Regions from separate parts of the Homo sapiens genome. Here all the other regions are linked to region 3. The links are chromatin contacts, found by Hi-C or POLR2A ChIA-PET in ENCODE. All regions are on one chromosome and are shown on one strand. Each heading gives the region's core, a stretch centred on a gene start or an enhancer-like site at or near the end of the contact. The rest is flanking DNA. Distances are from core to core; before and after follow the strand shown.

The links. A loop is a pair of places that touch in the nucleus more often than their neighbours do. ChIA-PET counts read pairs that join two places held with the same protein, here RNA polymerase II (POLR2A). Pooled maps may share reads with other maps.
Region 1: a loop to region 3 is called in a pooled map, with 3 times the contacts of the local background. The contact joins two enhancer-like sites. A Hi-C loop is called at or near these places in 3 of 37 single-sample maps with no recorded cell type and 4 of 50 pooled maps.
Region 2: a pooled map shows a loop between it and region 3 (8-fold over the local background). The contact joins two enhancer-like sites. A Hi-C loop is called at or near these places in 8 of 50 pooled maps. POLR2A ChIA-PET finds 5 or more read pairs at or near these places in 2 of 52 experiments (OCI-LY7 and PC-9).

The regions. Positions count from the first base shown.
Region 1 is chr3:31,002,418-31,006,467 of GRCh38, reverse strand. No RefSeq gene overlaps it. Among named protein-coding and RNA genes, the nearest start is that of GADL1, 110 kb to the right of the region's middle. Within about 2 kb of position 1,992, at least 2 of the 41 ENCODE cell types and tissues checked have a DNase peak (open chromatin) inside an H3K27ac peak, as active enhancers do.
Region 2 is chr3:31,075,665-31,080,242 of GRCh38, reverse strand. No RefSeq gene overlaps it. Among named protein-coding and RNA genes, the nearest start is that of MIR466, 84 kb to the left of the region's middle. RefSeq lists a silencer at 4,529-4,578. Within about 2 kb of position 3,027, at least 3 of the 41 ENCODE cell types and tissues checked have a DNase peak (open chromatin) inside an H3K27ac peak, as active enhancers do.
Region 3 is chr3:31,211,040-31,215,687 of GRCh38, reverse strand. No RefSeq gene overlaps it. Among named protein-coding and RNA genes, the nearest start is that of MIR466, 52 kb to the right of the region's middle. RefSeq lists an enhancer at 2,341-3,540. Within about 2 kb of position 2,832, at least 3 of the 41 ENCODE cell types and tissues checked have a DNase peak (open chromatin) inside an H3K27ac peak, as active enhancers do.

The DNA.
Region 1 (4,050 bases), core at 743-3,242, 210 kb after region 3:
CATTTGGACAAAATCTTCTCTAAGACCTTTCCCAGCTCTAATGTGCTAGGTTTCTGTGAAGTCTGTATTGTTCATTTAAATGCCATCCAGAGGGAGAGGCAGTCAAATATAATTTCCCCACTGGAACCAAAGATGCCAATGTAAATTTCTTCTCGTATACTTTTTTTTCTTTCTTTTACCTAATAGAATACCAAGTGCTATATTTTAACTATAGTTTTTCTGTTCTTCAGTTAATCTTGCAGCGAAATTATACTCCTGCATTTGGTACCCCATTCCCTATCTCCATAACACCAGGCTGGATAAGTCTTATGTATAGAAAACTGATGATTGTTAACAAAAAATCTACTGGAAACCAATTCTTCTCAATTCTTTGCCCTTCCTTTAAAAAAACAGTCTTGTTGAGAAAAATTTAATCCATATGATCATGCTTTAGTTTCTATTGACTCATCATTTTTCTTCAGCAGCAGTGATTTAACTTCTAAAAAGTATTTAAGGAGAAACTTCAACATTATTTTTGCTAGCACTTAGAAAATCCTATTTCATTTTCCCCTAGAACAAATGAATTTGCAACCTGAAATTTGTACCACAAAGCTATGAATAGTCTTGGATTTAAACAGAAGAAATTAGGCCAGGCATGGTAGCCCATGTCTGTAATCTCAGTACTCTGGGAGGCTAAGGCAGGCAGATCACTTGACCCAAGAAGTTCGAGACCCATCTGGGCAACATTGCAACACCCAATGTCTACAAAATAATACAAAAGTTAGCCAGGCGTGGTGGTGCGTTCCCGTAGTTCAAGCTACTTGGCAGGCTGAAATGGGAGGATTGCTTGAGCCTGGGAGGTGAAGGCTGCAGTGAACCATGATCATGCCTCTGTACTCTAGCCTGGGTGACAGAGTGAAACACTGTCTTAAAATATATATAACAAATAAAAAAAAATTAAAAATAAAACAAACGAGGAAAACATCTTTTTACCTTGGTCAGAGAGGGGGCAAAGGTGATATCCACTTGGGACACATGGGTACTATCTTACTGGTTGTTTATGGCTAGTGTCTGTTCTGATGGGTGAGTCTGCCTGCCATGTTTAGAACGTCATTGCTTGGGAAGTCCTCGCCCTCTTCACATCTGGGAAACCTTGTGGTGTTTCCTTTTATTCCATGCCTGAATTCAGTGTGGCCCTTGTTGGCAAATACTTCTACTGCCATCAGGTACTTAAGAGCAAGAACTCTATGTGTCCTCGCCCACTCAGCTCTGTTCGTAAATGAGCACGTGAAGGTCAGTGGAAAGACTAGAGAGAAAGAGGCTAGGAAGGGAATTAAGGTGGGTCTCAAAGACCTGGGATCTAGGCTTGCTCTGACACTGACTCTCTGTGAGACGCTGTACAAGTCACTGACCTTGTTTATGTCTTAGTGTCCTCAGTTGTAAAATGAGGACATTGGGCTGCATCTGTGGTTCCCGATCCTTGTATGGTGAATGAGTCTCAAATCGTTACCGTTTGTTAGGTATAAATTTCCGTGCATTGACTTGAATAGGCAAGAAATTCATTTAACTTTCCTCTAAGTGAACTTTTTTGAACAGATTTTTTTTTTTTTTTTTTTTTTTTTTTTTTTTTTTTTTGCCAAAAATGGCTGCAAGAATGTTTCTGGTTCTATGTGATGTACCAGAACTTGCACTTTCTTCATCAAGAAGTCAAGTCTCTGTCTCCTGCTCGTGAGACTAGTCAGGCTTTTGTGACTGCCTCAGCTATTAGATTATGGCAGAAGTAATGCTGTGTGACTTCTCAGCCAAAGTCCTAAGAGCAGAACAGCTTCTGCCTGGATCTCTCACTCTAGCTATCATGAAGCTTCTCTATTACATGGAGATAGAGATCTGCTGAAGGAGCCCCAGCTGTTGGTATTTTCCAGGCCAGGCACCAGTCATATGAGTAAGCCAGCCATCAGACAACTTAGCCCCAGCCACTGTCTGCCTGCAACTGCACAAGAGAGCTGAGTGAAAACAATCTTGCTGAGTTCAGTCAAGCTCCAGAAATGTACGGGGTAAGAGTAAAATAATTGATGTTGTTTTAAACCAGTAGTTTGGGATGGTTATTCATGTAACAATAGATGACTAAACACTGCTATGTCAAATTCCTAGTCCACTGTTTGGTAGGAATGAATTCCAGTCATTTTTGCAATGCTATTCTTCTATCCGTGGAATTGTCTGAATTGGGAGTAGTTACATTATGTTATGCTGTCAAGGAAACATCTGGTGATGCTGTCCTTGATGCCATTATCTGTATGCTATGTCCATGGAGGTTTCCTTGTTTCTGTCTAGTCTGCAGTTACTAGTCTATGGTTTCACTTCTGTCTTTCTTTCTTCCCGAATATAAGACTTCTTCAAATCATTAACTTTTGGAACTATATACTTGCCACTCTCAGGCTCAATGGACACATTCTGCCACTCCATTTTGGGCTTTTAGATCCTCCACTCCCCTGTACCTCCTGAGTGCAAGAGGACATTTTTGCTGCTCCTGCCTCCAGTGTTGCACAAGAAAGTTAATGAGCCTCTTTTAGACAGGTTTCTAGACCAATATTTTTCAGATTTTAAAGCTGCATTCTTGGAGCAAGTCATGAAATCAATCCACTAGTTTGTGATCATCATTTAAAAAATTTTTCGGAGTAGAACAGAATTGAATGAAAAATGTCACAGTATATCAAATATTGGTAAGGCAACTGTGATGGCTAATTTTTTGTGTCAACTGGACTAGGCCATGGCACTTTGGCCAAACATATCTGGATGTTGCATGAAGGTATTTTTTTTAGATGAAATTAACATATACGTCAGTAGACCATGAGTAAAGTTGATTACCCTTCATCCGGTAGGTAATTCTCATCCAATCAGTTGAAGACATTAAGGAAAAGACTGATATTCCTGAGAAAGAGGAAATTCTGCTAGCAGATGGCCTTTGGACTCAAACTGCAACATCAATTCTTCCCTGGGTCTCTAGCCTGCTGACCTAACATACCCCTCAAATTTTGGACTTGCCAGCCTCTACAGTTGTGTGAGCCAATTCCTTACATCTCCTCCTCTCCCCTCACTCCATCTCTCTCTATCTGGTCGGCTTTGTGTAACACCACGAAAATAAAACAATACTTTCCTGTCTTCTGCTGATTGGCACCTGTCTTTCTCTTCTGGGTAAGATTGTTTCTGCTTGTTTAGATAACAAGGCAGTCATGAATGGTATCAAAATGTGTCCAATACTGACCACATTGCTGGTGTTCAATAAATTAAAAAATATTTTATTCTGTACCTGTGGTCTATACCCTAGAATTCAAACAGTTAACTGTCTTATCTGCATTCAGTATTCCACTGCCACTTAAAATAAATGTGAATTAATATAACAATTCCTCTCAAAATTATATCCGTTGGTTTAAATAGCTTTGCTGTGTGTACAAATACTTTGGGTGAATGCAGTTATTTAATAGTTTAAATCTAGTTTCATTTTGATAATATAGCATTGTTCAACTATTGAAATGACTAAGTTCCCTTTTTGTATGTCTTGTGAGAAACATAGTAACTAGGATATTGTGTTTACATGGTGTCTGTTTTCCTGAGCAGAGAGTTCAAAGCAGGTTATACACATTCCATCTATCTCAGCATCCTTCGGTTATTACAATAAGTCCTTCCACTTTCTGGTGTGATTCTGTCCCCTTTCATCTATCGAGCTTCTTTCTCCCCACTCCCTCCAGCCCTCACTTCCCACAACTTATTTTATGGTTTTCCTCTACTTAATTTCACTATTCTTTAATAGGGTTTGATTTACTGGGCAGGTCCTGCACCAGCTGAAGATTACCAGGGAAATAGCAAGGCATTGGTTTATGGTGTATAGTTTATGGTGTACACCCAGGCATTGGTTTACGGTATATAGTTTTGATAGTAAACTTATCCATTGGAATGTATAAATGACATATAGGCAGAATAAATAAGTGGGTTCTACCAATATTGCTTGTTTTGGAAAAAAATTAACATAAGATTCTAAACACACATTACTACATTTGTTTTTAGCATCAAAGG
Region 2 (4,578 bases), core at 1,778-4,277, 140 kb after region 3:
TGCTTTGGTTAGCTATGAAAAACAAAACCACAAAGTAACAGTGACTTAAGGAAAAAGTTTATTTCTGTCTCAGTCAACATAGAACTAGGCAGTCCAGGATTGGAGTGATAGCTTTGTTCATCAAATCCTCAGTGACCCAATCTCCCTCTATACTGTTGTTCCAGAGTGAGGGGCTTCCTTTCCCAAGTTAACCGCATGGCTGAATGTAGCTGCTCAGGCTCCAGCTATCATGTCTGTATTTCAGCCACCAAGAATGAAGAAAGAATGAAGAAGGAAGCAGTCAAAGGATGTTTTTCCGGTGTCATTTAAGAAAGGTTCTTGAAAGTTATATGGAATGCCTTTATTTACATTCCTTTGTCCAGGATTGAATTGCATAACTGTATGCAATTAAAAGAGGAGCTTGAAAATGCATTTCTGGAAGTCATGAGCTCAGCTTGAAATTGTGGTATATATTTCCATGGAAGAATGAAACGATGGATATGGTGGAACTAGCCATTTCTTCCACATATATTATTTAGAAATGCGGAAGTAAATTTCAGAATAAATATCTAAAGGACTAAAATCACTGAAATTGCTGGTTGGGGAATGAGGCTTCTGGATAGGAAGGAGTGGTAGAGATTATTGCTGTATTTTATTATAAATTTTTAGTACCATTATCTCTTAACTTTTTATGACATGTATGTATTATATTGATAAAATAAATGCATTAAAAGAAATCATAAAGGTCCCTGACATAGTGGGTATGATAGCAGGCTACGCAGGTTGTAAGAAGGGAGGGTGAGAGGATATGCATCTCCATTTTCATCTCATATTTGTCCCTTGCTTATCTCTCAATACAGGGTTAATATGGTGTTTTTAGGCTTCATTGCAATATGAACTAGTAATTGGACCTGTAAGATCTGTTCTATTTTCCTGTGATCCTGTGAATACAAAGAAAATTTTGAGTGGACATCAAAAGTAATGGTGATGGAGATAAGCTAGGAAGACATCTCAGCAGCTTAAGTAATACTTGTTTACTTTCGAGGTGTCAGAATTCTCCTTTTGAAAAGTCAGGTATCTTTCTACTGTGGCTTTTCTCTTAATTCATAGCCTCTTAGACGGTGAGAAACAGTGACGCTTAATCTGGAGATTCTGATTTTGGGCAGTCCAGGTAATCGCTCATGCCATGTCTTATTCTCTCAAATTCTTTGCAGGAAATATTTTCCCTTTTCCAAATTCTTCTTCATCTCTGACTTAGAGAATGGCCCAGTCAATTCCAGGGTCCTTGTCTCCACAAATGGAAGTGCAATTTATGAAAGCTCAATCCTGCTGCTATGTGAAAACATCTACAGTCACAGAGAAGAAAACAAAATGCTGGGATGAGACAAAGTACCAGTTACAGCATGTGACTGAGGTAATAATGAGCAAGATGACATCAATAGTATCATTTTTTAAAAAATAGCTTTTGCAATAATAATGACTATATTTTAATTTACTATAGTTTGATTTACTGGATATTAAGAGCTACTATCTTATAGCTCATCTCTGATCTTTGATAACTCTACAGGAATATATTATTTTCATCTCCACTTTAAAGATAAGGAAACACAGTTCAGAGATGTGCCATATCTACATCTCAGTTTAACAATAAGTCAGTGGGGTTTGGGTTTCAACTCAGGACTGTCTGACTTTAAAGGCTGTGCTTTTTGAATAGTAACATAATTTGAATTTTTGGTGGCTACTTCATCCAATGTCCAGCCATCCAGTATTTTCTGAACATCTGCTGTCTTAAGCACTGTACTGGCTTCAATAAGGCACATGTAGCTGGACCACACTGAACATACCCTAAAGGATCATATCATCTGAGTGGAGATGGGGAGAATCGGATATAAAACTCACTGTTATAAATGCAATACCATACATACTAATTTGCCTAGGACCATCTTGATTTTTTTGTCACAATAATTATTAATAGTATTTCTTTTCACTCTCAAAAGTGCCTGGGTTTGGGTAATAAACTATCTGGTTATTGTAGCAGATGCTGCCAGGTCCCACTCATATATCCCATTGCTCCTACCATCTCAGTCTGCTCCATCTGATTGCCAACTTCCAACACCAGTATTTCTTTTGACTGGGGCTTTCTTTTGCCACTGGAGCTTGTTTTGCTAGTAGGACAGAAGTGCTGAGGAGTGAATGCCCCCTGGGAGCAGCCCTCTAGCAATGACTGATGATTAGTCAGTGTATCCATACTCCAACCCCATCACCCCTTGAATGAGATAATTGAAGTGTGTATCCTATACTGGCTCCCCTGTTCCCCACAGGACTAAGTTCCAGTTGTCCACAGCGGTAACTGGCTTGAAAATGCACCTTTTATTGGCTGCCTTTCCCATCTTGTCCCTCTTCCCCACCACCCTATCATATCTTCCTGTAACTTCCAAATAACATCTCTACATTCAGATACTTGTCTGGGCCTTTCCTCTTGTCAGTAATCCAAACTGGAATACCCCTCTTATCTATAGAAAAGTTAAGGACTGAGTGGTTTGGTTTAAAGTACAACCTTCATGGGTGTAGTGAGACTTGACCTTGACATTTGGATATGATTTAGGTAACAATGTGAGGGAGGGAGGATAATACAGATAAGGGTGGCCAGGTGCAAAAGGAAGGCAGATGATGAAAAAGGGTACAGACTGGGGATGGACATTTGTTCTGGGAGAGAAAGACAGACTATAAAGCAGAAAACAGAACTTAGGCCAACAAAGACTAGAGAGCAATCACAGATGTTTGAGCAGGATAGTGAAATGTTGGACGCACTATTTTAGGATACCATGTTTGGCAGTGGGCAGTCCGACAGGATGAGGAGAGAGCTGAGTCAGACCAGCCAGTGGGGAGAATGTTGATGTTATCTGAATAGGAAGAGATGAAGGCTGAGCTCAAAGTGGAGGAAAAAATATAGTAAGAAAGAGTGGTTATGAGTCATTTCAAAGGTGAATCCACTGGATTTAGTAGGTGACTAGCTACAAAGGATGAAGGACAGAGATGAGTCAATGGTGACTGCTCCCCTCAACCTACAACCACCCTATGATTCAAGCTGTGAACAACATGGATGATAGGCTGACACATTTAAGAGAAACCAATTCTCTCAAATATTAAAGTGCATTCAGTGTCTCATTGTGTTTCTTTTCCTTTCCAAGGCCACCCCGAGTGCCTGTTGAATGGTTACTCTCTAGAGTGTACTTTTCTTTAATTAAATGACACTGTGGTTAAGAACTCAGGCATTGGGCTCAGGCCGAGCAGGGTTCAAATTTTAATATAGTTTCCTGGGTATGTGGCCTTAAGCAAGCTTAGTAATGTTTTGAGCCTCAGTTTTCTTTTCCTTTTTTTTTTTTTTTAATGTGGCTATAGTTAATCGGTTTTTTAAAATGTAGTGTTTTAAGAATTTAATGAGATAATATGCATAAATGTTGTCACAGTATGTGGCACCTATATAAGTGCTCAGAAAATGATGCCAATTATTATTAAACTGGTAAGAGCAGGCATTACACTTGCTCTTAGCCAAAAGTTCAAGAAGCATTTATGCCAATTACTATTAACAAGGTGAGGTGAACTGTCTGACCATGTCTCAGAGTGTCTGTAAGTAAAGAGGACTATTAAAGTATATCTGTAGATCAATGTAGCTAGCTAGATCTCCCCACCCCACCCTCTCTCGTTTTCTTTCTCTATCTTTATTTGAGGCCCAGAAACAGATAATACTGTTCAGCATTCTGCAGGAAGCCCAGCATCAGGAATGCGGATGAAGAAATAAAGTCTTAGCTCCAGACAATTTTTTCATCTCTAGATAGCTACAATATTGGGGAGTTTCTATTCTATTCTTTGTGCCAGAGATCATATCCCATTTCATGGATGGCTTTAGGTCAATAAATAGGTCTATTTTTTGCTCTTCAAAAGACTCCCAGACACAATTCATTTCAAACAAAAGTCACCACCCACCATCCTGCTTTTCACGCTCCTGCCCATGAAAATGATTCTCTGAACACAGAGCTCTCACCCCAGTCCAGGGGCTCAGTGGGGAGGATAGAGGTGTGAATTCTAACTGACAGGCCTGAGCTAAATAGGAACAATTGTCTTGCAGGGGAACGGTGGCAAAGGGGATGCACCCCGTCCCCTTTCAGTCTCTTCTGAAGTCAGTGCTGGTTGATTCTGCAGCTGGTGGATTCAAAATGCAGCAGTTCAGAGTGGTCATTTAGTTTGAAAAGAGCTCTGAACTGACTAGGAAGTCCCAGGTGGCACTTTTTTTGAACTTTGTGGGCGTGCCCGAGGCTTTCTTATAATCCAAGGAGTAATTCTGAGGCGAGCTGGTGGGGCCCTCTGTTGCAGCCTCTTACCTGCAATGGCAGTGTTTCCCACAGGCCCTCCTACTGCCCATTGCAGGGCTTCAAGGGAGGCAGGGTGCGTGTGGACAAATCCGTGGATTTCCTCAGATTTCATCAGAGATGACCAGGGTGCTGGAACTTCTCAGTTTGACCTTCTGTGACCAAAGTCTCCCACAGGACCAAGTTCTGTGATTTCTGATACTTAACAGATATCCCCAAATGCTGGAAA
Region 3 (4,648 bases), core at 1,583-4,082:
AGTACATGACTTCCACAGTAGTGCAGTAGTATTTTTTTAAGTTTTTCTATGCTTGAAAAATAATTTTCCACTTCCAGAATTTACCTGCCCCTCCATCCTTGCTTTCCCAATCCCTGCTCCTTCCATTATCCTTTTGCAACACCCCTCCACCTCCATCACTGACCGAGATGCCTGAAAATTCAATAACATCCTATTATCTCTGCTGGGCAACTTGCCAGCTAGAAGCTCAGAGGACTGGTCACTTTGTTTTGGGGACACTGCCTTTCTTGCTTGTTGCATTCTTGCAAACCTGTGGAAACACTGAATCCCTTTGCACTGCCTGGAAAGTCATTCTTTGTATTGATTCTTTTTTCTTTTTTCCATTTCTGGCTTGGGGTACAATGAAGGCACAATATATTTCGCCAAATCTTAAAACCTTAAAGCAATTTGTGCATCCAATTTTGGGGCTGCCTTTTTCTTCCAGAAAGTTCCCTGAGGCTATCTCATATAAAATCTTACTTTGAATAACATATTTGGACACATTGATGAAAACATTCCTTTAGTGCATTGCCAGTTGCCAGATTGGAGAAAAAGACTTCAGGAGAAAAGGAGGGAATATTTTAAATTTGCTTTTGACTGTGGCTTCAAGGAGTAATAATCACCCATTACTTTGGATCAGAATCTTCCAATGACTCAAGAGCACATATTTTTATCATTTGCTTTCTGTACTCTCATCCTCTTTATCCCATGTTACTCTGTTCCTGTGAGAGTTGGGGGGCAAGGAAAAAATGTAAGGAAGGGGTAGAGGTGAGAGAATTTAAATGGGAAGTCTGATTCCTTTTTATTTTTTCATAAAGTGCCACACATGCAAGTCCATGAGTATCTCAACAAATCTGTCCCCCACATCCAATGCATCTTTTGTACTGACAAGGAGAGGGGGTTGGAAATGTCATCTGTAGCCAGCTTATATCCTGTCAGTGTTAAGGTTTTATTCTTGTGACTTTATAGTTCTCAAACTCTTTTTAAGGGTCACTGGAGGGTGATCTTTTGTTTAAGAGATGGGTTAGGGGAGGGAGTGGGTTTGTGTGTGCCTCTTGGTCTATAATAATTATGGCTGACATCGAACTTAGAAAATAGGTTAATTTCAAGAAATTCTTTTAATTTCTTAATTAAATAAGAAACAACAACCATTAGTTTATTTTAAAATAAACGTTAACGATTAAATACGAATTTTTAATGTAGATCCCTTTTACTGATTTAGGGCAAAGAGACCTTCTTTCACTAGGAGTTGTTTCCTCTAACTCAGTTCACCTCCTATTGTATCTCATCTCTGGCTTCTGAAATCTTACTCCTATTTTAATGGCTGGCTCAGGATTTCCTGTCTACTGTTTCTTCCATCGCTGATAGAGTTTCCCTTCATCTGCAGCGACCACACATACTCTAATTAACTGCCCAGGATTGCTATGTTAGAGGAATGGGGTGGAATCTAGCAAAGTGTAGCAAATTATTTTTATCTCCTACTCCCTGTTAAGCAGCAGTTGTTATTCTATTATCTGTGTTTTGAATCTAGCTGTTTGATCCTCAAAGTCTAAAAGTAGCTTCTGTGCAGTTTTATGGTGGTATGGCTGTTACTTGCTGCTATAAATTCCTCTGGTTGAGCCACATCCGCTTGCCACATCCTGAAAATACACTCAACTATATTTTCCCATGCACACCTATATATTGTGGCGGCCTGTAGTGACATTGCTTTTTTTTTTTTTTTTTTTTTTTTGAGATGGAGTTTCGCTCTTGTCACCCATGCTGGAGTGCAGTGGCATGATCTCGGCTCACTGCAACCTCAGCCTCTCAGGTTCAAGCTATTCTCCTGCCTCAGCCTCCTGAGTAGTTGGGATTACAGGTGTGCCACCACGCCTGTCTATTATTTTTGTATTTTTGGTAGAGATGGGGTTTTGCCATGTTGGCCAGGCTGGTCTTGAACTCCTGACCTCAGGTGATCCACCTGCCTCGGCCTCCCAAAGTGCTGGGTTTACAGGCGTGAGTCACTGCACCTGGCCAACATTACCTCTATACACATTTATTTTTCCCTTCCTCACAAACCCGCCAGTTCTGAATCAACAGCAAGTACAACATTGCCATTTCTCGCACACCATGCTGACCTTGTTGTTTCTTATTTAGCTAATGATGTGTTACAGTTGGCATTTCACTGGGAGGTTTGCAAGAGTCAGTCTCTCTTTTTCTAGTGCTACAATTAGATTCAACAAGAGAGAAGAGTGCTGTGATGGGAAAACTTTACATTCTCAGACATTATTTCCATCTGGGCATTTTGAAAAGATGAAGAGCAGGCTTGTCATTATGTCTCCATCTGATAATGTGGTTAATGTATCCTTCATAAAGCTCAGCTTAAATAGGGAAAAACAAGGGAATTGCAATGGTGCATTTCCATGACTTCTGATGGCAACACTCTAATTCTTCTGCCTTGTTGTCTTTAAGCAAAGAAGGGAGGAGATGGGAAGAGGAAAAAGAGATAATGTAAAAGGTAGGCAAAGGGAATGGCTTGGATGTGCTCATACCTGAGGCAGGAACAGGTTGAGGTTAGTACAGTGCTATCGAGTTTCTTATGTTACCTTCCTTCTGCTCTTGCTATTGACTTTGCTTTCTCCTAATTCTGGCTTGCTCGTGATTCCTCATGGCTTCTAAAGGTATTTCATGGCCTTCTTTGATGTACACTGTCATCGTCTTCTCTTACTCATTTCCTGTTTCAAATATCTGAGGAAGAGAATCTGACTGGCATAACTTTTTTTTTTTTTTTTTGACAAAGTCTTGCTCTGTCACCAGGCTGGATTGCAGTGGCAAGATCTTAGCTCACTCCAACCTCCGCCTCTTGGGTTCAAGCGATTCTCGTGCCTCAGCTTCCCAAGTAGTTGGGATTACAGGCACATGCCACCACACCCAGGTCATTTTTATATTTTCAGTAGAGACGGGGTTTCACCGTGTTGGCCAGGATGATCTCATCTCCTGACCTCATGATCCGCCCGCCTAGGCCTCCCAAAGTGCTGGGATTACAGGCATGAGCCACAGCACCCGGCCATAACTTGTCTTTTTACCTGTGGCCACTCCAGAGGTCATGGAGAGGCTATGGTTTGGCTGCTCTTGCTTTAGATTTGCACCCCTGACTGAGACCAGAATGGCCAGGCTGCATGGTATAAAACATATCCTCCTGGGGCTACATGTTCTGCAGAGGCTGTGGGTAGGCACATTCTGGGGTATGGTAGGTGGCAGCCATTATCACCTCAGGTTCTCCAACACAGCAGACACAAGCTATTCATGCTTGTAATTAATTTTGTACCCTACATGAACATAAGGCAAAAGAGCCCACAAACAAAGGGATCTAGCAAATGGCAATTGTAGGATGCTCGTTGTTGATACATTTGGTTCAAAACGAAAGGCCTCTGTGTTAAAATCCACAGCAGGAAACAACAACAACTACAAACAAAAAATCCTCAAGAGTGGTTTTACTAATGAAAACATAGATAAACAATCATTTATGCCCTCAGAGAATGAATAAAAGATCAAAGTTGGAATAACAGAACACAGAGACTTTTTTTCCCCTTTTTCTGCTTCAGCAAAAATCACCCAAGGACTGAAAAGTTCACTATTCTATTGCTTCTTGTATATGAATGCAAATGTATATAGGCCAAAATTCAGGTGGGGTTTTTTCCTGCCCCTTGAGATCTACGTAAATTTGCCTTTAACTCTCAAATTCCATGGTCCACAGAGCTTTACCTCCAAGATTTCTGCTACTTTCTAGAATGGGAATGCCAGTAGATGAGTCAGTGTGTCCTGTTGGCTTTCTATACCACTTGGGTTCAGCTACCTCGAGTGTGCCTTTGTTCTGTAATTTGTCCATTCTAGTAGGAAACTGCCATTTTGCGGAGGGTTTCGCCCTCTCCCACAGTCCTGTTTCTCACCTGTCTCTTCCAGGTTTCTCTAGATGGCTAAAGGTCTTCCATTTCTATTTCTTCTCTTTTGCAGAGCAACTCAACTCTCCCTCCAGATTTATTCTCCTTAGTTTTAACTCCTTAGCCCTCAAAAAACCTAAACAGAATTGAGGGACTTCCATTCAGTCTCTATGCTTATAAGGAGGCAGTAGGCATTATATAGTAACTCGCACATAGATAGCAAATAAGCTATATAGTACTTTATAAAAGCCCCCACCAAAATGTGAGATTAGAACCATTATCTCACTGCTGTCAATGAGAAGACTTGAGTACTGAAGTTAAGTGAAGAACTTGGGATCACTACGTAACTAGTGTGGCAGGTTAAATGCCAATGTGAAAGTTACGTTAGGTTCCAGTAGATTCAAGGAATGCCATAGGTTTCATATACTTGTATTTCAACAAGACTTTGTATCAATTTGTCAACACATCTTTGGTGGAACTAGTGGATCTATGTTTCTGGACAATTGGGTGGATCTGTTTCTGGCTGAACGGCCATCACCAGAAAGTGCTTATTAGTGAATTACTATCAAATGAGAAAAAGTTAGAATGGATTTTTGGCACTTTGTGGCATCCGAGTACTCATGACCTCTCGTGACAGTGCCCTGAATTCATCTGGGGCAGGAAGTGCAGGTGGAATCCTTCTATTACAGCTGCTAAGGCATCTCATTGGC